Regions from separate parts of the Homo sapiens genome. Here all the other regions are linked to region 1. A link is a loop called in an ENCODE intact Hi-C map of the cell type or tissue named here. Cell type or tissue: A673. All regions are shown on one strand. Each heading gives the region's core, and the rest is flanking DNA. Links, peaks and the distances in the headings are about the cores only.

The links. Hi-C counts contacts between places; a loop is a spot of excess contacts. Peaks named below come from ENCODE experiments on the same cell type or tissue, not always from the same donor. Only the 100,000 strongest peaks of a DNase experiment are listed, where the experiment ranks them.
Region 2: a loop joins it to region 1, with 2.9 times the contacts of the local background. A loop is called at or near these places in 7 of 110 quality-filtered maps.
Region 3: a loop joins it to region 1, with 5 times the contacts of the local background. A loop is called at or near these places in 4 of 110 quality-filtered maps.

What each region holds. Positions count from the first base shown.
Region 1 is chr2:211,448,988-211,459,451 of GRCh38, reverse strand. All of the region lies in intron 20 of ERBB4 (erb-b2 receptor tyrosine kinase 4), which reads left to right. Among named protein-coding and RNA genes, the nearest start is that of CPS1-IT1, 840 kb to the right of the region's middle. In A673, for the core only: a CTCF peak has its summit at 4,034 (motif pointing left); a DNase peak (open chromatin) is centred at 4,021; H3K4me3 peaks cover 1,014 bases; H3K27ac peaks cover 2,211 bases.
Region 2 is chr2:212,527,640-212,538,103 of GRCh38, reverse strand. The region is part of intron 1 of ERBB4 (erb-b2 receptor tyrosine kinase 4); the gene reads left to right. Among named protein-coding and RNA genes, the nearest start is that of ERBB4, 5.9 kb to the left of the region's middle. RefSeq lists an enhancer at 271-771. In A673, for the core only: CTCF peaks have their summits at 2,006, 5,316 (motif pointing right), 9,245 and 9,444 (motif pointing right); DNase peaks (open chromatin) are centred at 1,953, 5,343, 6,913 and 7,523; H3K4me3 peaks cover 2,791 bases; H3K27ac peaks cover 4,058 bases.
Region 3 is chr2:211,732,047-211,742,510 of GRCh38, reverse strand. The region is part of intron 5 of ERBB4 (erb-b2 receptor tyrosine kinase 4); the gene reads left to right. Among named protein-coding and RNA genes, the nearest start is that of MIR548F2, 690 kb to the left of the region's middle. In A673, for the core only: no CTCF peak of the experiment used is centred there; a DNase peak (open chromatin) is centred at 5,010; H3K27ac peaks cover 963 bases.

The sequences.
Region 1 (10,464 bases), core at 870-8,869:
AAACCGTATCACCTCCCTAGGGACAAATGTGCCTGGATTATTTCACTTTTGGTTTTGATCCATTTTCTGAGAAGGAGAGTTGTGGGATTACCACTTTTGATAGAAAAAATATGAAAGAAACATGAGGCGTTCAAATAGAGAAAGTGTCCCCATAGAAGTAGTTGGTTGACCACATTGCATTTTTCTAGTTGTTGGTCCTAAATCTTTTTTTGGAACAAGATTGATTATAAATTACATAAATAATCTCATTTCAACATTTTCTGAACACTGACATATGCTGACTTAGCATATGCATGCTATATAATCAGTCAATTATTTGAGGTGATGTGAAACTTCAAACACAGAAAAGTATTGTATTGGGGAGATATTATGATTTAGGTTTTTCTCTATAGTTTTTGCTTTTATGAGACAAGCTTATGATAAGTGAAATAAAATTCTGAATTAAATCCATAAAATTATAATTTTAATCATTTTATAATATGTTGGGAAAACAAAAAGAGGAAGCTTTCTATTTCAGAGCATTTGGTTGAATCAATACCATTTTTTTACACCTTTCTTAAAGAGCTGCAGAAAACTATGACTTTGCTCATTTCAGTGTTTGCAGGAGATTCAGGAAGTATTGGTGATGGCTGAAGGATTTCATTGTGTATTTGATGTGGATTTTCTATTTGTGTTAGTAGTGTGTGTTTTAGCCTGGATTCCCCTGAAAGCAAAGCTTGAGGCAAAAGCACCTGTGTTATTTCCTTTTTAATGGAGTACGATATCAAGAAAACAGAAGTCAGGGAAAGCTTTGCTCATCTCTTGGGACAATTTTTTTGTCATCTGAATAATTGCATCTCAGAAAAGGTTTTTTGAAGGGAGAAAGGTATAAGAGTTTATTTAGTGTTGGCCAGGCGTGGTGGATCGCGCCTGTAATCCCAGCACTTTGGGAGGCTGAGGTGGGTGGATCACAAGGTCAGGAGATCGAGACCATCTCGGCCAACATGGTGAAAACCCATCTCTACTAAAATACAAAAAATTAGCCGTGCGTGATGGCACGTGCCTGTAATCCCAGCTACTTGGGAGGCTGAGGCAGGGGGATCACTTGAACCCGGGAGGCGGAGGTTGCAGTGAGCTGAGATCACACCACTGCACTCCAGCCTGGTGACAGAGCAAGACATTGTCTCAAAAAAAAAAAAAAATTATTCATTGTCTTGTCTCTCATTGGTCAAAGGCTCATTGTACAGTAGGCTAGCTCCCCTCTCTTCCAGGTTGCATGTGCATGGTTGCTGGGCAAGTGTTGTGACCTCAGTGTCAACAGGGAATCCCCAGAGCAGGAGGTAAGAATGAAAGATATATAGAGTGATATATCTATGGATATATCACTATAGTGGAGGAATTTAGTTTATAAAGCACAAATATATCTATTGCACTGATTGGAGCCCACAAGACCTGGTCAGTGCAAGTGGTTGCCAAAATCAAAAAGTAGCAAAGCCCCAAGAAACAGGTGAGACAAAAGGATCTGAAGTAGCACATGAATGGTATGCAATTTTGTGAGTTAACGTGATACCCACAGTGGACCAGCGGTTCCTCTAACCTGTGGTTTGGTCTCTAGCAGTTGCATGAAAGGCTGTGGTAATAGTTGAAATAGTCTCAATAGAAGAAAGTTAGGATAAAAATCCAAATCATAACAATCCCATCATCCTTGAATGTATCTAACTCTTGCAATGCCTTTATAGTTGAGGATTACAAGCAGGAAGAATCCACATCACTTTCCTTGTCAGTTTATCCTTAACCTTGTGGGTTAGGCATGCATGATGTAAGAGTTCTTCCTCCACGACCCTCATCTCCCTGTGCAAAATTCAAGTGCAGTTGTTGACTCAAGTGAAGGCCTCAGCCCTACCAGCTCATATTCAAGGCTCAGCTCTAACCTTGAGTGTTCGATGTTTACATATTGCTACCTCTCTAGGATAAGTGGCAGTTGGAGCTTTTGTGCTATTCCTCAATGAGAGTCTTGGAATGATAATAAACATGATTGCTTCTTTCTGCCTGTCACTACAATGACTAACACATATGATACTTCATCAAATGTACAATGCAAGATAGATGAGTAGAGGAATTTAGTTTATAGAGCATAAATATATCTATTACACTGAAGGGGAAACTAACATCTATAAAGAAGTAATTATTTTTAAATAGATAATTTCAAACCATTTAATCTAGGAATACTGTACAGGCTTAATGTAACCATAATGTATTGGCCGTGCATCACAAGAACTGATTACTCCTGTGGGTTCTTTTCACATGGTATAGTGTGAAGAGGTGATGATTTAGAGCGAGTCCATCTTAATTAAGAATCTTAAACTCTTAAGTCTCAGGTTGCTCAGTATTAAATATTTCTAACTGAATAGTTGTTAAAAAGATTAAATGGGATAATTTGTATATTTATAAGTGCTTCATAAATAACAAAGTATCATATATAAATTGTCACTTTTATGAGTTTATGTCAATGTTTCACATATAGACTAAAGCAGGGGTCCCCAACCCCAGGACCACAGAGCCATACAGGCCGCAGAGCAGAAGGTGAAGGGGGCTGCAAGTGAGCATTACTGCCTGCGCTCCACCTCCTGTCAGATCAGCAGCAGCATTAGATTCTCATAGGAGTGGGATCCCTATTGTGAACTGTGCATGCGAGGGATCTAAGTTGTGCACTGCTTGTGAGAATCTAATATCTGATGACCTGAGTTGGGACAGTTTTTTCCCAAAACTATCCCTCTCCCCTCCTCCCACATCCATGGAAAAATTGTCTTCCACGAACCAGTCCCTGGATCCTAAAATGTTGGGAACCACTGGACTAAAGCACTGGCATATATTTATATAAATTTTGCATACGTATATATGTATATATATTTAATACATCCACCTCATCTGCTAGAATTTGAGCTCAGAGTAATGAGGACCTCTTTGAATGTTGAATAAATGAGTGGGTATTTGGATTTACTTCAATAAATTAACCAGCTTGATTTATATTATAAACTCATTATGTTTCGAAAATTTGCAATTATTCATTGATTCAGAAGTATATCTGAGTGCCTAAAGTTTGCATGATACTGTGCCAAGTGCTGGGGATATAAGATTGTATATTATATCCTTACATTGTTTGTCCTTACATTGTACTGTCTAGCAAAAACACAGACATAGAATAATAAAACAACGGGATTATTGCTTTTACAGAATGCCTTATATACTGTGCCCCATTCATTTCTCACTTCAAATCTGTGAGGTAGTTATCGGGATCACTTAGTTAACAAATGAAAAAACAGTAGACTTGAATAAAACAGACTTCAAATTCCTCATTATCATAGGTGGCTTCACACACTCAGGCTCCTCATCAGTCAATACACAATAAGTTTGTATGTTCGGGTGCACATGCAAAACCCTGTATATGTATGTCAGTATGTGATACTAAGTAAAATGACCAAATTATCACATACTTAATGCCTGAATCTTCAAGAAGTGGAAACTTTACGCTGTGAACTGGCTGAGACTTCTGGCTACTCTTTAGAAAGAGGAAAATTTATTACTCCTGGGACTGATAAAATTAGGTATCAATTTATTACTCCTGGAACTGATAAAATTAGGTATAAATTGTGGAGCATTTGAGAGGACACGAAGAAGCTCTCTCTTGAAACTGGCAGCAACTATGGATGTAGAAGTACTTAAGTGCAGAGTACTTCACTTGTGGACATATTTTATGTTTGTAATTTTTTCCTTCAAATAGTGAAAAACAGGCAAAATTAAAAGTAAGCAATCACATAGAACAAGCTAAGGGAGAAAACATAATATGAACTGTTTTGTCATTTTGATTCTTAAGTAATCATTTTAATTTGCACTCCCAAATTATGAGAGATTTATGTGGGTTTTATATGTAAGCATATAGACATTTGAAGCTTTTCCCTTTTTTCCCCTTGTTCTAATGGTGAAGGAACTGATTTCAATTGGCAAAATAAAACCAAACAAAAGGCAGCTGAACAGTGCTGCCACCTACTGTTCAGAGAGCTGTTTAGCACTGCTGGGAACCCATTGTCCCTGGCAACTCATGGAAAATGAATATTTAAGTATTTATGACATCCAAATAAGAAGTCCACTGAACTCCCTACAGAAATAACTTCTCAAATCAGCTAGTAGGAAATCATAATTATAAGTCCATCAGAGACTTGCAGTTAGTAGATTATGCAATGCTAAATTTTGTGTTTCACACACTCAAAAAATGTAAGCCATCTGTGTGTAAGAGCATTTTCTATTGAAATAGATGATCATATTAAAACAGAGTAATTTCTGTTCTACTGTGCTAATGAATTTTATTGGGGACAGAAATAAAACGGACACTAAAGACAGAGAAGCACCGTTGAAGATAAAGCACATTCTTTGTTGTAAGTAGCAAAAGACTGATACATTCAGCAAAAGAATGGTTCATAGAATTTTTAAAGGGTTTCATTTGGAAAATGATTTTAAAACTCGCCAGGCAATATTGACAGCACATCCTGTGTGCCGGCCAGCCAGCCGGCTCCTTACACAAGTGAGGAGGCAGAACCGTCCTGGCGGGGAGGCACTGACAAGCCAAATGAGAGTTGGCCACAGTCTTTGTTTGCTTAATAGGAAAAGTTATTACCTTTGCTTGTTATCCCAAGAAGGCTAATGGAGCTCTCATGGTTCTCTCTTTCCAGACACTAAATAACATCAATTACAATCATCCCAATTAAAACAGGGAATAGGAGATGTAAAGTTAAAAATTAAACCAATAACCCCCTGACTGACATCTTCTGTTACTTTTTCTTGTCACTTGTACTCTTTAAAATTCTGGTTTCCTTCATTAACTCACATCACCTTAAAAACCCCTAAATTACTTTAAAGAGAGAGAGAGAGAGAAATGCATTTGCTCTAGCAGTCTTAATGTTTGAGGGTCTCTAGCATCAGTGCAATTGGGTGCCTGATTTTCTTAATGCTGCATTCAAAATGTTATCTAAGAAGTGTAAAGCATAGAGTCAGAGAATACATGGATTTAGACTAAACTGAATTTATTTTCAATTTTGTGATGTCTTAAATATAACAACAACATCCTACTGATTGATGCCTCTAAGCTTTTATTTATAAGCTCTTAAGGATTAATAGGTTATAATTTATATTCTCTACCAAAGTGTTCTCAGGTTACAAATATTCTTAATGGAAGATATTCCACATATTTAGTCAATACATAATTTTAATACAAATATTAGATTGGTGCAAAAGAAAAGGGCTTGACTTATTCTAATGTTAATCACAACGTTAGCTTCATAAGAAAAAACTGATAGAATGTATCTTACTAGTTGTGGAGCATAGGGAATCTATACAGTACAATTATAGCTACGTATCTGGGGATTTATTTGCAATTTTTTTCCAGAGACATTTGGATACCTTTGTACTCTCATGAAAATTAGATTTATGTAGTTGATTGAACATTGGACTTTCTCCATTTATGACAATATATACAGTTTCTGTATTTTTACTATTCCTAAAACTACTATTAAATTTTAGTAGCTTAGTATTTTTTCCTAGACAGGTTTCTGAAGCAGTGCTAGTGCATTTTGTGAAATGAGAGGTATAAGTATGTTAAAACAAACAACTTTCTACAAAACAGCAAGTGAATCTATTGTTTAGATTCCATAGACACGTTTTTTAATGTCAGCCTGATCTAACACCAAATACGTCTATTATCCTGGGATCCACGTCTGCCTGTCTGCTACAGACTTGTGAATGAGATAATAGTATTGATTTATAACACATGTCTATGGAGTTACGATCCAAAGCACTCTAATGCTATGAAATGGATTTAAGAAAACATTAGAGATTTTCATTTGAAAATATGTCTAGTGCATGTAGTCAAAAGCACATTGTACATGTTATGTGCTGTTTCATTTTCCTTTCTCTCTTCCTCTTTTTAAAATGATAATTCATTAGTGAAGATATTAAATAGTACTACAGTATAAAAAGAGGAACATCAAAAAAATTTAAAGCGGGGTTTTAAGCATGATGAAATTAAATAAACCAAAATTTTTGTGTAAATAATGCTCTGTGGAGTTGTGTTACGTAGTGACCCTGAGTAATATCTACTATTTTAGTATTTTTATTATACTTTTAAAATGAGCTTAAGACTTGAGATAACTTAAACTTTAAAGACATGAATTTAATTGCACTCTTACTAAATGAGAGCATATGAATTTTATTTAATCAGATGTTAATTTACCCTTTTCTTGAGGTGTTACCATTTCATTGCTGAAAGCATTACCTAGTACTTTGAATGAAACGCACATATAACAATTAATAAAGAAACAGCAAATCCTTGAGAAGCTAGGCTTCGAATTTTCTCCTTGCAATCTGGTAGTAGAGAAAAGAAATTAAAGGTGACTTGTGTGAGTTCAATATACTAAAAAGGAAGGAAAAAGTCCTATAATTCAGTTTTCAATGGCTTCTTTCTAACTATATTAAAACACTCTGAGAGACTAATTATTTATCGTTTTGTTGAGATGGAATCACACATACTTTACTGCACAAATTTTATGTTGATTTCAATTGTTTGATATTCAATAATAAACTATTATTAGAATCAATTATTTAACATGACACTGATATTTCAGGTAAAACCCAGTGAAGTGCCTAACTAGTGTGGTGTCTTTGAAATGTAATTAAGGTTCTATACTATGAAATGTATAGACCTGAAGAAGATTTTCAAAGAAATTATCTGGTAATATTTATATATCAATATTATTTTGGCCAATATCAATATAGATAATTTGATAGAGGTTGAGATAGTTGGTAACAGAGCTATTTTAATTTTTTTTAGTGTATCAATATTTAATTCATCCATTAAAGGACATATGGGGTAATAACTGAAAGAGTATACATAGTGATTTTGAAGAAAATGGTAAGAAATAGGGTGCATTTAGAAATAGAGTTTATTGGCTGGGGGCGGTGGCTCACGCCTGTAATCCCAGCACTTTGAGAGGCCGAGGTGGGTGGATCACAAGGTCAGGAGTTCGAGACCAGCCTGTCCAACATGGTGAAACCCTGTCTCTACTAAAAATACAAAAATTAGCCGGGCGTGATAGCACGTGCCTGTAATCCCAGCTACTCAGGAGGCTGAGGCAGGAGAATCGCTTGAACCCGGGAGGCAGAGGTTGCAGTGAGCCGAGATCGCGCCATTGCACTCCAGCCTGGGCAACAGAGCGAGACTCCATCTCAAAAAAAAATAGTGTTTATTTTTATTACAAATGTATTATCTGAGACAGAAATCAAAAATTCTTAAGCAGAAATATATTTGTTCATCTTCAAATCAGGTGCAGTGTATGAGTGCTGGATATATAGGAGGAAAGCTATTTCTTGGAAGGAATGTCACTTCAAAATAATTACAAATGAAAAAGAGATTTTTCTAAAATTTCTACTCGCAGTGAAATGTGATGGTGATGATAAGACAAAACAAGCCAAGTTTAATAGAAGTTTACTCCTGATAACTTGATATTTCCAGTATCTAATACTTTCGAGTACCTGCTATTTGCCCAGCACTTGAGCTAGGCATGACAAATTACTTGGAACTATTAAGAAAACTATTTCAAAGTCTGGTTTTGAGACAGGATCCTTTTATACAGCCTTAAGTAGTCTAAAACTTGTTCTTTATGTTAGCCTACAGGAATAAACAATTTTACTGACCCTTCTTATTGGAAGGTCTGCCAGAGGTTGCATTTACCTTGACCTTGTTGTTTATACCAGTTCACTGTAGCTTAGCTCATATGCTAGGGCTTTCTATTTCCCCTTTCCTCCCCTTGCTGTTCCCTCCCCACCACTTCCCTAGCTAGGAATAGTTGGGCTTTCTTTTTGTTTTTTGTTAGGTTCTTGACCAAATTCTCATGACCACCATTGAGAAATATTTCTGGATTCTGTATCAATCCTTATATAATATTTCTTTCTACATCCTGCCTCCCTTAATTCCTCGCTAGTTCCCTGTCTCCCTTCATTTTTTCACAGACATACCTCTTGAAAGAATAGTCTACAAATACTGTTTTCCTTTTTCATCTCCAATTTCCTGTCCAAACTACTATTCAGACTTCCGTCCTGAATGCTTAAGTGAAACTTTTATCAACAACATCACTAATGACCTCCTAAATGCCAATCCTAATGGCATTTTTTCAGTCCTCTTCTTACAATGCCATTCTAGCATTTTGCATTTGACATTGACAGTCATTCCATATTTGAAACTCTGGATTTCTGCTGCACTGCTCTTTGCTGGGCCTTCTTCCATGCCCCTAACTTTGTCATCTCAGTTTTGTCCCTGTGAGTTTTTCTTTTGTTTATTGCTTACGTGTGTTTCTTCACTTTCATCTCTGTGAAAGATTTCACCCAGATCCACGATCTTAACTATCGTACATATTCTGACAGCCTTCATGTTCATGCACTTATTCCTTTAGTAAATATTGATTATCCACTTACGATATGCAAGGCACTGTTCTAAAGGGTAGAGAATACAGCATGAATATGAGTGATAAATTCTTTCTCCTCGTGGTGCCTTCACTGTAGTCAGTGAAACAGACAACAGGTAAGTAACAGCATGCCTATATGTTGTCAGGTAGTCATAAGTGCTCTGATGAAAAATAAAGCAGGGTAAGGGTTTAGAGACTTATGGAGGGGTGGATGATACTTTAATTCAAACAGTTGGAGAAGGCCTCTCCGAGGACATAATATTTAAACTGAAACCTGAATAATATAAACATTAGTCCTGCATATATCACCATCCAATCAGTAGCACTAACTGAAGTTATCCTTGTTTCTTCCTCTCTCTCATGCTCCTATTTTATTTGACATTAAGTAATGTTGATAGTAGCTTTTAAATTTCTTTCAAATCGATTACTTCTCTCCATCTCCACCACCATTGCTAGCACCACCCTGGTCCGGGCTGCCATCATCTCTCACTTAGAGTATGAAATAACCCCTTAACTCTCATTTTCACTTTTATCTTCCTTCTGTAATCAATCATTCACACTGTAGCCAATGAGATTTTTCTCAAAATGTAATCCAATCATGTTATTCCCAGGCTCTTGGTTTATACATCCCAAGGACTTTTATCACTCTTAAGATAAAAGTCAACATCCTGAGCCTGGCCTCCAAGATCCTGCAGGTTTGCCCTTGCACACTCCTCCAGCCTTACCCCACATCAAGTTCTCTGTCTTGTTATTTCTGCCCACCTCCATTAGCTCTCTCATAGGCTCACCAAGTTTCATAATTTCTCTAATCCCAGTTCTGCACATGTATTCCTTAGACCTGAAACCAGGCTGCCTCAGTTAAAATTCCAACTCTATTATTTGCTGTGTGTTTTTGGGAAAGTCACTTAACATCTCTGTGCCTCAGTTTCATTATTTGTAAAATGGAAATAATAATAGTATGTACTTCATGGGGTTGTGTAAACTGCTTAGGACAGTGTTTATCATTTAGCAAGCGCTAGATGAGTGTTCATTATATAAGTTATTGCTATTATATCATAGTACCTAGATATAGTAGATTCTCAATAAACACTTGAATGTTAATTCCCTAGTTAGCCTCTAGAGGCTTGTTCTGCTCTTCTTCTAAGTACACTTATATCCAGGCCTGTAACTTACATGGAAATCAAGTTATCCTTCCCTAGGCAAAGACTATTGTATCCATTAACTACAATATTCTTGTAGGCAATTTCTCATTCCCATTAAATTAGCTTTCTTTTTATTAAACTCAACTTTATGTTTTATAACTTGTCTTCAGTAATAAAATGGGCTATAATACATGATACATATTAATTAGGGATAAGGGCATTTCTTCACAGATGGTATGTGTGCTTTCCATTTCATACTCAGATTTAATCTAAATTGCATATGAACTATGTCTATTGAGTTTTAAAAGTGAATATAAGCTACTATCCTCAGCAGAAAAGAACAATTAGCACATTCATGAGCTAGAGCTCAATTTATGGTTATATTATAATGAATAACCATTTCCTAATTTAATGAAACCCTATGCCTTAACTGCAAATGTTAATAGATAAAAATAGTAGCTGAACTTTTCACTGGTTGTGAAATACAAAATATTAAATTTTACAAAACAGTTAAACTATTGAGGAAACATCTTATTTTCATACCAGTTTCAGTATTCTGCTACTAATATTACACGGTCTAAAACATTTCAGAACAATACTGTGATAACATGAAAATGCACCTTATCTTTAAGTAAATTTTATCTAGTTCAGCCAAAAGGTTCTGATAGGAATTCAGAAACATTATCAGCAATATCTTAAATACTAGTTATCAAGCTTCTTGTAGGAGGTACACTATTGGGTACTAATCAGTATTAATATCTAGACATAAATAATTTTAATTTGTAAAGATGATTAAAGTTGATGTTAGAGGTATACATAGAATAGTAATTAAC
Region 2 (10,464 bases), core at 1,511-9,510, 1.1 Mb before region 1:
TCTGTCCCTGTCGGGTCCCCGAGGGCAGAACCCGCACCGCCGGGGCCGCGGTCCTGGGGCGGTGCTGGCTGGGCCTCTCCCGAGCCGAGCCCGAAGGGCGGTGGAGAGCGGCGCTCAGAAAATCGGGCTTTGCACCTGTGTGTGCTGCTGGCGACCGCTGCGCCCCCAGTCGCCCGAGCCTTGTGGCGTCAGACGCAACTCGCGCCCAGCCCGGGCAGCCGGAGTGCAGCAGGCGGGCGCGCCTCGGTCCGGGGCCCGGAGTTCTGGGCCTCTTCCGCCGGCTTCCCGGAGCCCTCTCCCCATTGACTTGAGGGGCGCTTACTCGCCTGCCTGACCTCTTAAAAAAAAAAAAAAAGGCTTGGCACACTTGAGCCAGAAGCCCGGCCTTCCCGTCGGTTGCCGTGTTTGGCTCCGGGAAGAGTTCTTCCTGTAGTTCAACTTGCTATTGGCCGGAGTCCTTCAAACTTGTCTGTTTACTGCCCGGCCAGGCTGCCGAGCCTGCGGGTCACTGGATCCACCCGAGGCGAAAGCGGCAGCGGCGATGGGTGCGCGGCCACTGCTTGCTGGAGAGCTCGAGCCCCAGGTACCTGGGCAGGCAAAGGGCTAATTGACCCCGAGAGGCAGCGCGGCGGGGCTGGCCCGCCACGGCTTGCAGGACTAATGACAGCACCTGCAGTGCAATGGAGCTCAAAGTTTCTGACACTAGAGTTTCCTGGGGATGAAAGTGGGACGGGAGAGGTCTGAGGAGGACCGGTGTCTTGACGTGGCCAAGGGGTGCCTTTTGGAGAGCCAGAGAGATTTCCGAAACCATCCAGGGATGGTGACTGGAGCGTGGGAAGTAGCTTGAGGTGATAAAGCCCCCGGGAGTGGCGATAGGGAGCGCTTTAGGCCCCCGGAGGGTGTCCTTCTGACCTCACCAAGAAAACGGCTAGCTGTAGTTTTCCCGCTCCGCCGCCGCCGCCGCCGCCGCCTCCTTTGCCTAGTAAATAACAAGTTACAATTATCGAGTCTTTCAAAATGACCTTCGAATGGCACATGTGAGGCGTTTGTGCTGGCCGTTTGCACCCTCCCAATTACTCCGAAATTCTTCACGCATACCAGGTCCCGCGCTCCAGCCACCTCCGGAATCACACCAACACGGACTTGACATTCCAAGCGGCCTCTTAGATACATCTCTTTTTATCTCCCTCCCCACTTCGAGTCCCTTCATATTTTCCCTCAATGGGTTGATTATGCACATTGACCCATTCAAAGGCATTGGCGACCGACATGCAGGCTTAGCCGAGAGGAATTTCTACGAGGCGACCTACTGGGGGCTGTCTGGTTCAGCCTCTGCCACTGGGGGACCCCGCTCCGAGTCCGCAGCAATTTGGTATTAACTGTGCGGCTCCGAGTTGAGCTATGCCGAAAAGCCCTTTTCAGAATTTCTGCAAGGAATGTAATCCAAATTAGTTCTGCAGCTGTCCTCTTCCTCGTCTCAGGCGACACTAGCTCGCGCCCTCGCTTCGTCTCTTCTCGTTTCCCTGGGCGAATTGTCAGACCCACAAGTGAGCCCATTTAGAGCGCGAGGATTAGCGTGCCATTGTTGTTCCGTGTGTGACTCTGTACTTGAAATTCTGGGGGCACAAAGGCGAGCCTCACTTGTTCAAAACACAAAGTGATCCAGATGAAAGGGCCGCACAAAGAAAAGCTCTCGGGTGCATCCCTGGTATAATTGCAACACGCATACTAAGGTGATCCATTGGAAACTGTAAATGCCCCGGGGGACTTCGTTTTTCATCCTCCCCCACCCCCACCCTGCCGCACCTGGCAGGGAAAGTTCAGCTGGTTTTAATGCAGTGCTATTATAAAAACAAGTTACTGTCTGGGGTATGAGTGAGGCTGTGTGTGTTTGTGCCTATGTATGTGTGTGGCTGTGTGTTCCCAACTAAATACATATTGCGCGTCTCCCCTCTCGCGGTTAGCAGTCAGTAGCAGTTTGGAGGAGTTTGTTTTGGTCCAAATGAGAAATTAAGTGCGGATAAGTAAACTAAGCTGCCAGAGGGCGACAAGATGTTGAGTGAATTGCTTTTAGATGAAACAAATTAAGGAAACGAGGGAAGACAATCTGCTTCTCGCATTATTAGACACGCTTGGAGTTCAGGGGAAAGTGGCATATTTTTGAAATGCTAATTTCTTAAGCAGAAGGAATGCACCTTATTTACTGCTCTATGTGAACAGAATAAAAATATAGGGCGGGGGATGCTGTTGTATAGATCTTTAAGATATTTCTTAATTGTAACAGAAGAGAACCTCTTTTTTCTTTTGCTTGGAAAAAAATTCAGCATTAGAGAGGATGTTTTTTAGAAATTCTAAAGGACTTTGTCTCATTTTCAATTATGCATTTTATTTAGATATATCTAGATATAGCCAAAGTCCCTTTATATGGCAATTATAAAGCCTTTGCTAACCAAAGGAATGGTTCTAAAATTCGTCTTCCTTGTATAATGGAAAATTATCAATATTGCCTTGGTATTGAAGAAAATGTATAGTAGCATTGAGGTGGTACTCTTATATACCTTAGTAGATAAACGATGAACAAGTTCAGTTCCCATTTCTTTTTTGCAGGTAACTCAGTCTTGCTTTTCATTCTATAAAAGTACATATAGCTTTCGTACATATTTAAGATACATCATTATATCTCCAAAATCATGGGGTTATTTTTCATTTGAGAAGAAAAATGTTAATAAAAGTTAAGTGGTGAAAAAGGTGTTAAATATATTTTCAAGAAAGCATCAATTCTCTTTCTTACAAGTGTTTACTGTAAGCACATCTATCGGTACAATGTTTTCTTTTTAATTTGAAATTCTCATATATATATATATAAAAGGGGGCTTTTTAGAAGAAGGTGTTATTTTTTTCTTCACAATATGTCTAAATAAATATCTGTTAGTATAACTGCAAATCGCTTGGAAATACTATAACTGTTCTGTTGTGATGAAATGACTCCAGTTATATCAGTATTCCTTTTTTTTGCTCTTAAACTCAACTGCTTTTATTTATTTTAATCATGTATGCATAGAAAGTGAAATTTTGTTGAAAATCAAGGCACTTACTGCTTTATATATATATTTTCATTTAGTCACTGGAAATGTGTCTTAATTAAGAAATTACATTAGAATATTTATCAGAGCATGAACTTTGTGGAAGATTTATGCATTTTTTATTCTAACCTGAACACAGTAAGTTTGCATTGGCTGATTTTTAGAGTTTGCATTTATTTGATGGAAAATCGTATTTCCTCCTCAAAGTGGATTCAAATATGTAGTATTCATGAGCTTTCATCCCTTTGGTTTTTAAATAGAAGTACTATTTATCATCTGTCTTATGCATTCACCCTTTCTGTTACTATAGATTCTCTCTTTACATCTTAGTATTTATTGAGTTTACATGTGTTAATATATATTTTCCCTTCCGCCACTAAGTATATTGTTTTTGTTTGTGTCTTTCCCAGTAACCTGCCACTCAGCCACTGCAGGAGTCCTCTGAGCCAGTTTTCATTCTTTCTGATAAATCTGATATGGCTGGTTGGCCAGACAATCACAAGCCATTCCATTGCTCAGATTTATTCCTGAAAGAAAATAAAAAGGCATCGATCCAAGATCACTGGCACATCTTAAAAGCCTTGACTCCAAGGCCAAACCTTTCCACAGAGAAGTCCCTCTTACCCTTTTTCTTTCTTTCTTTTCCCCTCTTGACCAAGGAAGGAAGGTGGACCACTGCTATTTAAAAAATGCTAGTGAGGCAATGAATTGTGCTCTTTCTAAGTACTCTTGGAAGCTTGATTAGAGCCACCTTGAGATTAATGGCTATGCACAGTGCATATTTTAGACAATAAATTGAATTAGGATGGCTTAAACATTGCAATGCTTTAAAGCGGTATTATTTTTGTGTTATATCAAGCTGGTTATTAGGAAAAGTTAACATGTTCTTAAAAATAGCCATAAGTTTTGGCTTTATATTATAGTGTTCTGCTACTGTTGGATATCCATGTATAGTTTGTAAGTGCCTAAAACATAAATGAAATAAATGATCAAAACGGATTTTCTGATACCTACAAACTTGTTGGTACTTGCTCTGTTTAATTTTACCAGTTTTGAGAGATACTGCTTTGTTGAGATGCTAATATTTGTACTGAAATTAGTTTTTAGAGGTTCAAGCCTACATCTGTTCTACAGAAATTAATCACCAAGCATATTCCACTGTTATCTTTTACAGTGATCTACTGAGTATCCTGTGCAGGGTAGAATTTAATCATATTAACAACTTTTCTCCAGGTTATATCATTTTAGAGATGCTCTATTATGTTACATTTCACCATATGGAACCAAATTACATGTTTTATCTAATACTCATTTTCTGAAGTATTATAAATATTGGCAGTCAGAGTTAAAACCTTACTTTTTATGATTTCTAATACAGCTATTGACTGGAGTTTTCAGTTTATAATGAAAAATAACCCCTTTTTATGAAAAAATTGTAGGTCAATGTTTCCTGAAACTGTATGTCTTCAACATAATTTGAGGGAGACTTTAATTGCCTATTTTGTGGTTAAATGGGACATGGGACGTAGTCACATTGTTTAAATCAGGATTTCTACCTTGCAGAGACAGTTCTCGAGTTTCTTAATACCTTCAGCAACTCACTGCATCTCTTTGTGACTTGGCTTCTCTGCCTGGGAGAGAAATGCATATAATGCACTATTTCTGCACTGTACAGTTTTATGAAAATAACTTTAAAGTCTTTGATATTGAGATACATTCCACTAAATTGTTTTTATAGATGTAATCTAAATTGCACATGTAATCTAAAACATGTATACCTATATTAAGAAACATAATGTAAACTTTCTAGCAAACTGTCTCTATCAAAAGAGTACCTGTCTAATGAAATAAAGAGCTTATTAACTCAAAGGCATTTGTATTTGAGGGCAATTTCCCCAAAATATTATTTTCAGAATTGTTCTATGGTCTCTTTTATTTTTTCTGAGTTGTTGGTTATTCTGAAATATTTATTAAATAAATTGCCGTATTTTCCAATTCTGTAATCAAGATTTAAGGCCACTTCCTTGTTTTCACACTTGATACTTAAACTAGTGCTTTATATTTATACAAACTTTTCAAGAGAGGAAAGCTGTCCCTTTTACAATATGGAGTTGAAATATGTGGATGTTTTGTTAACTAATTCTAAAGAGGCTATGTAGCATGTAATAATTGTTTTAGAGTTATTTCCATTTTGAATTGTTCTGCAGGCCTGTCACTTTGCACAACTCCAGGGGGCAGCAGCCACATAGACTTTAATAGGAATAGTGCATGCCTTAGCTGTGGGTAGTACAGCAACAGCCTTGCTATTGTGTGATGCTAGCGAATAAAGCACTAAAAGTTAGGAGGTTTGGATTCTGGTCATACAATCATTTGTTATGTGATCTGGGATTAGACTACTTGCTTCTGTCTCAATCGCCTTACCTTTATTAGTGTAGCTAAAAGTCATGCCTAAGCTATTAACATCTTGAATGTTTTTAATAATTCAATTAATTAGAAATGGAAAGTTTAGACTTTTTAGAAAAAAAGTTTATTGGTTTTTAATTATTTTTGTAAGTGGACCTCTTTTTTGTTGTTGTTGTTCCAAGTGAAGTCATAGGCATAGCCCTAGTTTCTAAAACAGCTGAAAGGGTAAAATAAAAAGAGAGCTGTGTAGTTAAGCTGCAGGGAGGAGGCAGCTTTGAGGCCCCTGCCGTTGACATTCCCTCACTTTCCTTTCACTGTTGCCTCTACTCTCCTGCACTGGTGTCATAGAAGTCCGGCACTAGAAACCACTGATGTAATCCAGTCATCTTATGTTTTAGGTAAGGAAACTGACAGCGCAAGGAAATTAGATAATATAAACTAGTGGCAGCTCCTGACACCAATATCATTTTCTGTAGCACACATAGAAGTATTTGAAAAACCACTGACACATAAAAAAATAAGGAAACAAATAAAAGGTTATGTTGCATTAAAGAGAATTGAGAAACTGAAATGAAGACAAATGGCTTGGATCCACACTCCTAATTACCATATTGTGTAGTTCTTTCTAAAAGAAAGACAGTGGGATCCTCATGATCATCTTTAATTTATATTTGGAGAGTAATCATTGATTGCATTGATAAGTTATGGCACATGAGGAGTAAAGAAATAAAGCAACTTTTTAAAGACATCGTTCTATAAGAGGATTTCTTTACCTGGTTAGGCCTATGGAGACATAGAATCTTGAATTCCCTAAAAGTCACACAGGAGCCCACAGTACTATCTGTATATAATAGCACTTTTAAGAGTTTCTTTTCTTTCTTTTTGTTTTTTTTTAACCTGGGCTTTATGAAGATGTCCAGTCAGCAGAAAATGCTTATTTTTTCATTTTTAAAATAAGTACTATGAATGCTGAAATAAGATGGATTGTAAAGGATAAACAGTGGGTTCCTCATCACCAGTTAGTTGATGGAGACCTTTAACCAGGAAATCCATGAGAATACTTCAGATTCATCTAGGCCTGTCCTTGGACCTAAGATATGACATGAAATGATAATTTCTATGGTCTTTGTTGGGCCATCCTCTTTCATCATGGCCCTAACTAAGACATAGTTCTATTCTTTGAGCAAGAGCATAAGCAAAGCTTTAAGTACTGACTATAAATTTATTTCTATAGCACCTTTGCCTCACTCTAGTTGGCTTCTGTAAGATGCTACCTCTGGGCCTTTTGACTGCAATATTTTTGACCTAAACTTAATGCTCTCTGGTTGTAGCTGAGTTCCCTCATGTGCCTCAGCCGTCTTGGGCATGATAAGTGTTCTCATGGGCCCATGTGAAAGAAGGGAAGTTTGAAACTTGTTTTGGCAAGAAGAGTCATTTCCTGATAGAAATTGGAGATGAAAGTGGACCCCCGTAAAAGATTAACATAAACACCATGAAACTTCCTGTGCAATATCATTAAGCCTCTCCCATGAGAAGTAACACAGGATCATTACTATTAATCACATTATTTCCAATATTGTAGGGGTTACTGAAGCGTACTAAACACCAATAGGAATATGCAAGATCCAGTTTCTGAGTCCTGAGAGTTAAATTAAAAGGACTCAAGACCGATTGAAGATTTATAATATATTTCATTTCGAACATAGTTTAAATGTGTTGAAAGAGAAGAAAGTGAATGGTACAATAAACACTCTTTTATTTTCCACAAAGATTAGACTTGTAAACAATCGGTTTCACCTGCTAAATCTTTACTGCTCTGCTGACCTTTACTTACTCCTGGTCCCATGTGCTTCTAGTATAGGTGGATATCCAAGTGTTAATCTTTTGAATACAAGTGGGGATCATAAACCTGCTTTCAAAAAATGCGTGTGCTTGTTTTCTCTCCTCTGCTGGGGTTATCTCATGGCTGGTTAGGACTGAAAATAATTGACAACAGATTCTCCAGGCTCTGTGACTATATCAAGTATAGCTGTGACTTGAGCAATAAGTGGCACAGTCTTCTATTTCAGGATGGGTCCCAATCACTATCAAGGGGATGCCTAATAGAGATCATGGGTGGCAGTGACTATTTTGCTCTAGGCAAACTCTTACTGAAATCTTTGTCATTATTTCCTGTCCTTCTCTGTAGGCTTAAAGAATGTGAGAATATGGGTTTCTATAGGGACCTATGAAAACCAAATAAAAATACAACAGGATAATATTTCTTTTATACACATACTTTCATTTTCAGGAATTCCTTTTGTCTGGTAATTTTGTCTAGAACAGAGCAGTTAAATAAGTTTGTTTTAAAGGAAAGTTGACTGCATAGGTATGTTAAAAGCTACTCCCCAAGATTTTTATAAGCATCATCTGGTCCTTAGAAACCTCAGGCAGGGTTATTGCAAGATCCTCTTTATGGGTATTCTTCTTCTTCCACGTCCTCAAACCTCTAAAATCTCCTTCCTGTCACTGTCAGATTACCATTTCTAATATTATCTTAGTTTTTATTCTGAAACTTTTCATGGATCCCTCTTGTAATGTTCAAAGCCTGCTAAAACTGTCTTCAATTTCTTTTTAAATCCATCATAGAGTCTGTTAACATGTACTCTGTCTAAAAACCAGACTGACCTAGTCAATATCTCATGACTATGCCTTCCTTATTGTCCTTACTTTTGCTGATCCCTTTTCCTGGAATTTGTGGCTTACTTGGTGCTTTTACTTGGCCAAACTTTTGAATCTTTTAAGTTTTACTTTAAATTATACGTCTTTGTTACATCTTCCTTCACTGGCTACTCTAGCCAGTAGTCCTTATCAATATCACTTATCTGGCATTTAATCAAACCAACCAATAGTTTTGACTTTTTAAGTACCAATGTTTTTATACTCTGCAGAGACTAATGTGGTGCCACATACATATAAGCTCTTTAAAAATTTTTTTTACATGAATGAATAGCATACATTTGCAGGAACAATTTTAAGCTCGTTCATGAATGGTTATTATTTGTAATTAAACCATATAGTGCACAAAGTAAGCTGTTTGAATAACATAATTATAGAATTCTTAATAATAGCTATTGGGCATGTTTACCCTGCAAATTTCTTTAGTTGCTTTCTTGAGCTTCCTAGGGTATTTCTTCAAGTGGTGTGTTTCTAAGACGCTATCATTCATCCCTATCCCCATTTTTAGAATCTACCCATAAATATGGTGCAATTTCTGTTGGTTTTATTTCTGGCAAGTTAAATATATGTGGAATGTGGATACCACTTTTAAACATGTAAATATTTTGTAGTTCAGTATTTTAATGTTAATGGCTATTATTTTGCTATTTCTTACTTATCTGCCATTTAAACATTTAATCAATTTAAGCAATAAGCATGTACTGATCCACCAGTGTGTATTTCAGGACCATGTTAGGAACTGAAGAGGAAATATAAGAAGCTCAAGATGCCAGCTTTTTCTTTCTTTAAAGAAGAATAGATGAGGCCAATAAAACACAATACAAAAATATGTTATTAAGTGATTTTGCAGACTCTTGGGAGGAATATTTGCCTCCAGATAAAATGTTAATAAATATTTCATGAAAAAGGGTTCCAGATAGAATCTGGCATTTTCTATTCCTAGATATATGTGATAATACAACTTTGTTATAGCTAAGATTTCTCAGTATCTTAAAATAGACAACTAGACATATGCTTACCATTTTAAAAGGATCCTATAAAGGAAGCACTTGCAGTATAACTGAACTGAGAGGTGATGGGGATTCTCTTAGTTGCTCTTTTAGATGATTCACTCTACGTTCTGAAAATGGTGAAATAATTATATTATTTATAGAGTCAGAGTCTACCAGGGAAAATGCACTTCTAGACATTTCTTTTCAGGTTACCAGATTCTAAAGAACTGTCAACATTTCTAGGCCACTAGGGTGCACTAATTGTACCTTAATTTATATTTGCCTAAAAGAGTTAATGTAACTTTCAAAATTACCTAACAGTCTGCCGAGTAATCTATTAATGAGAAAATTGGGAATGGAGATATTAGAAACTTTGCCTGAAGTTCTTTTAGAACTTTCCTGACCTTTTTTACTTTAAGAATCCATGAGAAGAAAGTTTGAGTCAGGGATTATTTTGTAGATGCTCCTATTTTGTAGATGAGGGACTAGAGATACGAAGTAGTATGTAATGGTGAAGCCTAACTGGTGCACTAGTCTGGTCCAGTTACATATCTGCCCTGTCCTGAGAGCCAGCTGGCTCTGCCTTCTGCTTCTCAGCCTCTTGCACGACTTTCTCACGGCGGCAGAGGCTAGTTATGCTTCTCAAAGGCATGGTTTCTCCACTCTACCTGCCCACTGTGCAAGAAAGGGATGCTTAGCATGCCAGATCTTAGTGCCTTCAGGTCAGCAGCTCTTTTTGCTTTCCCTATAGCTACATGAAGAAACTTGTCTAATAAATCTATCAGTTAAGGAGTTCTACTTTAGGTTACCCTGTAGTTTCCCTCCTCCATTGTATTCTTCAGATTTCTTTCTTTGCCATTTAAGCCTTATCTTGAGAAAACTTCGAATCAGGGGCGTATGCAAGATTTGGAAATCATCATTCTCAGTAAACTGTCGCAAGGACAAAAAACCAAACACCACATGTTCTCACTCATAGATGGGAATTGGACAATGAGAACACAGGGACACAGGAAGGGGAACATCACACTCTGGGGACTGTTGTGGGGTGGGGGGAGGGGGGAGGGATAGCATTAGGAGATATACCTAATGCTAAATGACAAGTTAATGGTGCAGCACACCAGCATGGCACATGTATACATATGTAACTAACCTGCACATTGTGCACAGGTACCCTAAAACTTAAAGTATAATAATAAATAAATAAATAAATAAATAAAAGATTTGGGGATCTGCATTTATACAACTTGGGGAACCTGTTTAAAAACAGT
Region 3 (10,464 bases), core at 1,515-9,514, 280 kb before region 1:
TATATCTGGAACTCCTTCGAAATAGAATAATAAAATCTAACAAAATGATTATATATTTTTGTTCCTCAAAATTTCAACAAGAAATGTTGCAGTTGAAAATTAAATTGTATCTTTCTCCATGAAATTTTCAACAGTTTCCTGTAGAATGTGAAAGCAAAATGACAAATTATTTGGATAATAAACTAATTATACTCACACACATGCGTACACATATAATTTGTCTAAAGTGTAATTGTATTTACATTCTTTGTGGAACAAATGTTGTTTAAAAAGAAGGTGCCGATGTGGTAAATATCCAATTAGAGCAGAGAAAAGCAAGTGGGAGCTAATGGGGAACAGGGAAAGAGCTGAGCCAGCAGGCCCCATCAATCAGGATAACAGCGAGTCTTTGTACACGCCAACATCTTTAATTAAAACCCTTGTATTTTACTAATAACTTTGCACATCCATAAGCCTTCTTATTGATTTCAATTATTCCCATTTTTCCTTTTTTGGATTTATGGTTTCTGGAGATATTGTAAAATTAAAGTAAACATTACAATGAGCTAATTACTTGATTACACTGACCATTTCAAAAAGTGCCCCAATAATTTACCGGTAGAAAATGAGAAAAATCTTCCCTGATGTGTTCTTCATTTTGACATAAGTTGATAATATTTGTTGTAATTTAATGACTTTTCTCAAAGATTTAAAAGAACAAGTTGTTTCATTTTAACTACAGGAGATGTATATATTTAAAATACTCTGTATATTACAGTTTAATGGGATTCAGGAGCTATTACTTAATGACAAGCCAAGGGCTTCAGGGGCATAAAGGTATATATAAAATTGTTCCTGTTCTGTGGCCATACTGTGGGTTAGATACAAGACAAAGGTGAGGAATGTTGGAAATGATCAAAAAGAATATTAAACTGGGACATTAGGTAACTAGAGATTTGGTCCCACCTCTAACTCAATTTAAGAACCTCAGTTTCAACAAGTTCTCTTATCTTTCTCTCTCTCTCTCTCTATCATCTGTCTGTCATCTAGTGTGTGTGTGTGTGTGTGTGTGTGTGTGTATAACTACATATATAGTTATAGATTATACAGATACAGATATAGATTGAGAGAATGGAAACTGTGGGGTGTTGTGCAGATAGCTATTCTAAGCAGAGGGATCAGAAAATGAATACTCCACATTTGAAGGATTACTAATAGGACATTGAGAAGAACAGTCAGATATATCTGAAAGTTCTACCAGTAAAATAATTTTGTTATTTTGGTAGTGATGACAACTTATTCTGAATTATTTGTGTCTTCACAGCAGAAGAGCTGACTGTCATTAGAGTAACTATATTTGACTATCAAAGAGAAAATTTCAAAATTACCTACATGTGACATGCTTCTGATGAATAGGACAGCCATACTATTTTGGCTACAGAAATGGAAAGAAGTGTGAGATTTTATTCTAGGAAAAGCAAGCACTTACATACCACTCTAACGGTTTGAGAATTTAGCAAGCATGAAGAAAGATATTCTCCTTAAAGTTTTGCCTTAAAATTATTGAAATGTATTATATTCTTTTTCAAATTAATCAATTTGGTTAAAGAAATAATTAAGTAGGCTGGGCGCAGTGGCTCACGCCTGTAATCCCAGCACTTTGGGAGGCTGAGGCAGGTGGATCACCAGGTCAGGAGATCGAGACCATCCTGGCTAACACAGTGAAACCCCGTCTCCACTAAAAATACAAAAAATTAGTCGGGTGTGGTGGCGGGCGCCTATAGTCCCAGCTACTCGGGAAGCTGAGGCACGTGAATGGCATAAACCCTGTAAGCGGAGCTTGCAGTGAGCCAAGATCACGCCGCGACAGAGGGAGACTCTGTCTCAAAAAAAAAAAAAAAAAAAAAAAGACAAAGAAAAGAAATAATTAAGTAAACAGTATAGGGATGAAAGAGGATAGGAAGGGGTACAGTACAGAGATGAAAGAGGATAAGAAGGGGTAACTGGATACAGGTCAACTTTTCTTGTGCCAAGCCACGTTTTTGTCCATTATATTAAAATAAATGTGAGTTCACTAAATATCAGACATGTAAAGATTTCATTTCTGAAGCCAATATAAATTTTATATATTACTCAACAATTTATAATATTATCATGGCTGCATCTCTCCATTACCATGGGCACTTTCCAAAGAAATAGTCACTCTATTAATTTATGATGAGTTATAAAAACATACAAAAATATTTTAAAAAATAATTTGTATATATTACTATCTCACTGAAGACAGTTATTTTTGGTCTATCTAAAATATTTTTACCCATGAATTTTGTTATAACGGAGCTGATAGAGCATTATGACCACGGAAATACCTACAAGTTTTGTTCTGATTTCAGTATTTCTTGAGTAACTGTCACACAGGATAATTATTTTCCTCTTTAATAAGGATGTTATATGTATTTAAGAAGTATGTAATTTCATTGACTAGAAAACAGAGAGGATGAGGGAACAGAAAAAAAGACAGATTCTGATGTTAACAACTAGTTGCTGATAATTTAAAAGAATCAAGCTACAATATTTCACCAATATGTAACCACAAAATTAAATGAATAGGGAACTACTGCATTCTAAGATAGAAATGCCCATGCTTTGAAAATGTCAGTTTTTCTAAAATTAAGCTATATTTTTAACTATATTTAATCAATTACCAATGCTTTCTTTTCTAAAGAATATCTTAAAAATACATTTAATAAAATAGCCAGATGAGGCTGGGCGCAGTGGCTCACGCCTGTAATCCCAACACTTTGGGAGGCCGAAGCGGGCAGATCACGTGGTCAAGAGATCGAGACCATCCTGGTCAAAATGGTGAAACTCTGTCTCTGCCAAAACACAAAATTACAAAAATTAGCTGGGCTTGGTGGCATGTGCCTGTAGTCCCAGCTACTCGGGACACTGAGGCAGGAGAATCGGTTGAACCTGGTAGGCAGAGGTTGCGGTGAGCCAAGATCACACCACTGCACTCCAGCCTGGTGACAGAGCGAGACTCTGTCTCAAAATAAATAAATAAATAAATAGCCAGATGTTTGAAAAGAATAACCTTGTGGAATCATTTTCCCTATCAAGTATTAAAATGTTAAAAAGTAATAATTATTAAAACAGTGTATAACTGGTTCAGAATGGTATTGATTAAATGGAATCTAACAAAGTTAGACATTTGGAGGCAAATGTCTACAGTGATTTAGTTTTTACAAAGGTGACATTTTTTAAAAATGACAAAAGCATAGATTATTTAACAAAGAGAGTATGAATAAATGGCTCACTTATGGAATAAGATAATGTTAGATCCCTACAATAAAACAAAAGGCATAAGATGGGTAGTACATTAAAAGTCTAAAGAGCATAGGATAGACTATATATAGTCTATATTTAGATAGACCTATACAGATTGATGAATTATAGATTAAAAATTTAAAAACATGTGATATAACTGGAAGTACTAGGAAAAAATATAGAGATAAAAATTACAGAATGATGACTGCCTTTTTAAACATGACATAACAAATACAAAATAAAATATAAGAAAAAGATCATTTTCTGGCCAGCCACAATGGTTCATGCCTGTAATCCCAGCATTTTAGGAGGCCAAGGCAGGTGGATCACTTGAGGTCAGGAGTTTGACCTGTCTACTAAAAATGCAAAAAATAGCCGGGTATGGTGGTGAGCACCTGTAATCTCAGCTATTTGGGAGGCTGACGCATGAGAATCGCTTGAACCCAGGAGGCAGAGGTTGCAGTGAGCCAAGATCACACCATTGCACTCTAGTCTGGGCGACAGAGGAAACTCCATCTCAAAAAAAAAAAGAGGGCCGGGCGTGGTGGCTCATGCCTGTAACCGCAGCACTCTGGGAGGCCAAGGCAGGTGGATCACCTGAGTTCAGGTGTTCAAGACCAGCCTGGCCAACATGGTGAAACCCTGTCTCTACTAAAAATACAAAAAATTAGCTGAGTGTGGTGGCAGAGACACCTGTAGTCCCAGCTACTCAAGAGGCTGAGGCAGGAGAATCCCTTGAACCTGGGAGGTGGAGGCTGCAGTGAGCCGAGATCATGCCACTTCACTCCAGCCTGGGCAACAGAGCAAGACTCTGTCTCAAAAAAAAAAAAAAAAAAAAAAAAACAAAAACAAAGGAAAAATTACTTTAACTGCATTATAGTTAAGTATAGTTTTGTATTTTTAAAATAATTTTAATTAAAAAGAATTGAACATTTATACAAGAAATCTGCAAAAAATACTTGACATTACTTATAATCAATGACATACAACTTTATAAATTAAAAACATATTCAGATAACTCCTAGTAAGAAAGAAAGTATGAGCTTGGAACAGTATCAGTTATTCTTGGTAGATTATAAATAGGTAAAAATCACCATGTAGACTAATTAGTCATTTGTATCAAAGTTTTAAAAATATGCATTTTCTTGAACCACGAAATGTATTATTTTAACACTTAGATTATCATATGCATGAAACGAATGTTCCATAGTATATATTACAGCAGTATTTATAATAGTAAAAAATACAAACATTGCAAATAGCTTAGAAAGGGGATTCAGGGTATATTCATACAATAGTATAATATAGAGCTTTAAAAAATAATACAGCAGAAGCATATTTATGCTTCTACAAAAGACAGTTAATGATATAATATTTAGTTAAAAATACCAAGCTATAAAGCGAGATAATAACTACCATTCATCGATTACTTAACAATACCAAGAGCCAATATTTATATAATGTTCACTGCATGTTAGGCACTATTCCAAATTAATAATTTCCCATAATACATAAAATCTTTGTAACAGCTTCATGAGGTAAGTACAGTTGTTATTTTTATTTTATAGATGAAAACCTAAATCACAGAGAGGTTAAGCAATGTGTCTAATCTGGCACAGCTATTACGTAAAGTGAAAATTAGCTATTATGTAAAGTCAAAATTATGTAAAGTCATCTCCAGAGAACTTCCTGTAGTTATCCATTGTGCCGGTTTTGTACTAACAGTTTCACATGTATTATCTCATTCCAACCTCATGAATCATTTCGGTATATACACTGGAAATAAGGTAGGAGAGACAAGAAGAAGTGGGACTAGAGAAAGTTCTGAAGGAGGAGAATATGAGATTTCTGCATGTAGAGAAATGTGGATTGATGGGATAATTTTCTGGAGGCAGGAAGGGAGATTGTGTCCCCTTCCTGGATTTGAAAATTGTAAAGATCTGAGTTATTTTGAATTACTTTTAATTGTGTGTTTTGTGTTCTCTTAACTCTCATACTAGTGTGGAACCATAATAGGGATGTCAAGCATTCACAGAGACTCAAAAGTTGACATTGGTTGTTACTGCTGGAGTAAGAGAACAAATGAATTGTTTTTAATTCTGCATATCTGTAGTTACTTATATTTCCCTGAAAATAGGTACTGCATATGTAATTTCAGAATTTTAAGAAAGTAAGTAACAACAAATATAATAAGTAATACCCTCTTTATCGCGACATGACTTTTTTGGTAAATGTTGAGGACTTCCGAACTTTTGTCCTGAGCAGAGAGATTATAATTTTTTTATCAATATATTAATCATGCATAAAAGCTTTAATATCTATAGATTATATTATTTTCTATAAATATATTGCTTGGAGAGGATCCAAAAAGTTGTTTTGTATTGGCCCACAATTTAATATACTGCCATGTAGGAGAAATTCAGACTGAACGATCCCAAATTTCCAGTAATTATGGTGGGAATAAAAAGCACAAACCTCTGAGAATGGTCAGTCTCAATGGCACAATTCTGAAGATAAGGCATTATGGCAGGCTGTATTGTGCAGTGATTTTCCATATCCTCTAGAATCCTAAAACTTCAGAAAAGGGAAATTTTATCACCAGTGGCTCTAAATTCCTGAATTCATTAGAAGGCTAATTTGCTGTACATATATAAGAAGAGCACAGAGATCGGTTTCTCTAATTTCTTAATTTGACCTTTGTTCATGCAATAAGACAATGCTTTCAGATTGCTGGTTGCAACTTGTTAGTAGATTATAAAATCACTTCAGTACACCCTGCCCAACAATACATTTTTATTGAAATAAGATACATTGGAATAAAATTGACCAGAAAAGGCAGTATCAAAATGCTCTTGCACTGATTAGGCTCAGCATTATTCCTCAAAACATTTCATCAAGGATATGTGTACTGAGCCATAATACAATGTTATTTGTACTGTAAATTGTTATTTTTTAAAAATCAAAAGTTTGAAAAACACTACAAAGGTGCATTATGTGACTTGTAGGAGGACATGATTATCTTTTTTTTTTTTTCCTTTTTTTGAGACAGAGTCTTGCTGTGTTGCCCAGGCTGGAGCACAGAGGCACAATCATAGCTTACTCTAGCCTTGAACTCCAGGGCTCAAGTGATCCTCCTGCCTCAGCCTCCCAAGCAGCTAGGACTACAGGTGCACACCACCATGCCTGGCTATTTTGTTTTTCCTTTTTTCTTTTTGGTAGAGACAAGGTCTCATTATGTTGCCTAGGCTAGTCTCGAATGCCTGGGCTCAAGAGATCCTCCTGCCTCAGCCTCCCAAAGTGCTGGGATTACAGACGTGAGCCACTCTGCTTGGCCTGATTATCTTTTTTAAGAAGATAATCCCAAACGTGTTCTATGAGGAGAAAAGCAAAACATATTCTTCTGTATATACTCAAAATGTGCTTGTGGTATAACTCTTTTAAATGGTTTCCTCAAAAGGTCTCTTTTTCTGAGGTATAGACTTCAGTGTTGGCCCTCTCTGGGTCTGAGATTTAAAGAGTATTTGAGTAATATCTTAGTTTTCATTGTTGGCCCTCTCTGGGTCTGAGATTTAAAGAGTATTTGAGTAATATCTTAGTTTTCATTATCATCACTCACAATCATGGTAGTTAAAATAGCATCAGCCAAGCTGTTTTTCAGAGACGTAATGCAGACACGTGTTTGATCACTTTAGCTATTTGGCGTTGTATTTAAAACAGTTTCCAAAACTATCTTCCTCTCCCCTTTTAGTCCTTTTGATTTTTACATTTAGGCACCTTCTATTTGTGACTCTTAACTTGATGAAAACATGTAAATGAAGATATATAGGAGTCAGAAAACTAATTTTAAACTCCACTTTGATAATAACTTATGATTTGACCTAGGATAAGCTAGTTTTTAAATGTTAACTTCTTCATCTGTAACACTGGGATAATTAACTTGCTCTGCCAAATGCACAGGTTATTTTAGTATAGTTTTTTTTTTAAATTCATGTGATACTCAGGTCATAAAGTTAAAAATAATAATGCCTTCCCATCAGTAAATATGCTTCCCTCAACCTACATTTTTTTATAAAGTGATTACTTTATGGTAATATTTGGTATATGTGTGTGTATTTATATTTACATATACACATAAGCACATAAAAGTTGTGGGATTTTGTTCTGTGTGTTTTACAAAAATATGTATGCCATGTCTATTCGTCTATCACTTTTGTTTCACTTCACATTATATTTTTAAAATCCTTTCATTTCAGGACATAGAGAACAATCCGTCTTTTTTTTTTTTTTTTTTTTTTGACAGAGTCTCGCTTGTCGCCCAGGCTGGATTGCAGTGGCTGCACTGCAGGGGCTCTGCCTCCCAAGTTCATACCATTCTCCTGCCTCAGCCTCCCGAGTAGCTGGTACTACAGGCGCCCGCCACCACGCCTGGCTAATTTTTTTGTATTTTCAGTAGAGATGGGGTTTCACCATGTTAGCCAGGATGGTCTCGATCTCCTGACCTCATGATCCGCCCGCCTTGGCCTTCCAAAGTGCTGGGATTACAGCCGTGAGCCACCGCGCCCAGCTTTTTTTTTTTTTTTTTTTAATGCTACAGCTATTTCCCTAGTTATGGTTGTGCTATAATTTACTTAACCAATTCCTCATTAGTGGACATTTAGGTTACATTGTATTATTCTCAGTTACAACTAATGAACATTTTTCTATACATATTTGTCCACAGATGCACATTCTTCTGTAAGTCAGATTTCTAGAAATAGAACTGCTTGGTCACATGTGAATTTACATACACAAATTTGATAGAGACAAATTAGTCTTCAAAAAATCATGTATCAATTTATACACCCACTAATAGTTTGCCCAATTCTTCACCCTCATCAAAACTAGAAACTTCCTGGAATGCTCTGAAGAAGTGGTGATCTGTCTTAGAGATGTCTGAACATTACTTTAGATTTGCTCATAAACAAGTAAGTTTATTTCAGTTTTAATTTTCTCATCAATAAAATGAGAAATTTGGACTTGATGGTATTTATTGTTTCAACAGATATTTGTCCATTGTTTACCTAATATGATGTTCTTTTTTTAATTTTAACATTCTGTATTTTCAATTTTTAAAAATATTTTTGAGACAAAATTTTTAAATATTTATTATTTTTTCAAAATTTTTTAAATATTTTCTGCTGCATGGCCCAGGCTGGAGGACAGTGGCATGATCTCAGCTCGCTGCAACCTCAGTCTCCCGGGTTCAAATGATTCTCCTTCCTCTGCCTGGCTAATTTTTGTATTTTTAGTAGAGACAGGGTTTCTTCATGTTGGCCAGGCTGGTCTTGAACTCCTGGCCTCAAGTGATCCGCCTGCCTCTGCCTCCCAAATGCTAGGTGTATAGGTGTGAGCCACCACTCCTGGCCCTTCTGTGGGTATTTTTATTGCAAAATTGAGTGAGAGAGAGATTATATTTGTTTTCTTCTACTAATATTTTGGATAGGGAACTAGAATAAGCAAAAGAAAGAAAGTAAATTTTTTTTTTTTGGTTTTTGTTTGTTTTTCTATCAGGTTAGATGTGGAGATGTCTGTTATAATGCACAGTGATTTAAAAAATTTGAATACCAAATTTTCCATATTTCTTGGTTTATGAAAGATCTATGATATAATTATGACTTTTTTTTACTACTTTATCTGCAGCCTATCATTTATAGGCAGATTTTAAGGTGCAGACCTCAATTCTAATTTTTAAAAATATTCTTAAAAATACTATGGTATTCTTACGCAGATTCATACTCTTCCTTTATTGCCTTGAAATCAATATCTACAGGCCTGTGAGGAATATGCAAAATAACTCTTACTCACTCTCAAGAATATTTTTATAGTTAACGTAACAAGGCAATATTATTTTTTGAATCTTCACTCACAAACTGTGGAGATGCTAATAGCCTATTAAGAAGGGAGAATTTCCCTGGTGACCAAGTGTGTAGTTTATAATCAGCTTTAAGGTCCCTCAATGAATCATTGATCATGTCTTTATTAAATAGGTTGAATAAAACTTCATTAAATAAATGAATAAAGCAGGTGGTGATAAGGAATGGATTAGACAGAATCCCTTACCTCTTTGACACAACTAACAATATTATCATGTCATAGTCCGTGGGTCACCAGGGATTCATCAGGTCAAACCTGATTAGTAGCTGCCAAAATATGGGCCTACTCTTTTTTTGTGTTTGTTTTTTGTTTTTTGAGACGGAGTCTCACTCAGTCACGCAGGCTGGAGTGCAATGGCATGATCTTGGCTCACTGCAACCTCCGCCTCCCGGGTTTAAGTGATTCTCCTGCCTCAGCCTCCTGAGTAGCTGGGATTACAGGTGCGCGCCACCATGCCTGGCTAATTTTTGTACTTTTTAGTAGAGACGGGGTTTCTTTTTTAGTAGAGATGGGGTTTCAGCATGTTGGTCAGGCTGGTCACTCGTGACCTCGTGATTTGCCTGCCTCAGCCTTCCAAAGTGCTGGGATTACAGGCGTGAGCCACCATGTCCGGCCTGGCCCTACTTTTATTAACTGACTCTGAATGTCAATTTCAGTAGCGACTGTACAGCTATTTGCTATGTTTTCCAGGGGAATGACAGAGGTTATTGCATTTTGGATTAAACAGTTATTTTACATGTGGGGTATATACTTCATGATATGGCCTGGTCGGTTTATTTAGAGTAGCTATCACCAAACCAATTAGGAATTAGGAATAAAAGAAAATTAGTCGTATTTTATTTTGTATTGTGAAAATGTGTATGATTGTGGTCATTTAGAAGCCCAGATACTTTTTGATAATTCCATTTTGCTAGGTCTAATTTTTTTTTTCAAAAAAGACCTCTGAGAGCCTTTTTAAATATGTTAGATAATACACTGTGGCTGGTTAAAAGAATTGAAAAATCCTTAAAGTGCAAAATTATTTTCCTGTAAAAATTAGGATATAGGCTTATGATGAAGCCTTCCTCTGTGAGGCAACAATTTTTGACTTATTTCTTCTGCAATTTAATATGAGATAGGAAAGAGCGTTCTAGTTTAAGACCAACCCAGCTCTGACTCTGCCTTTCCATCTATGGGAACCTTTCATTAGAAATAAGAGAGTGCCTTAGAGCAGAAGTTTGGAAATATTGGCTTATAAAATCTACT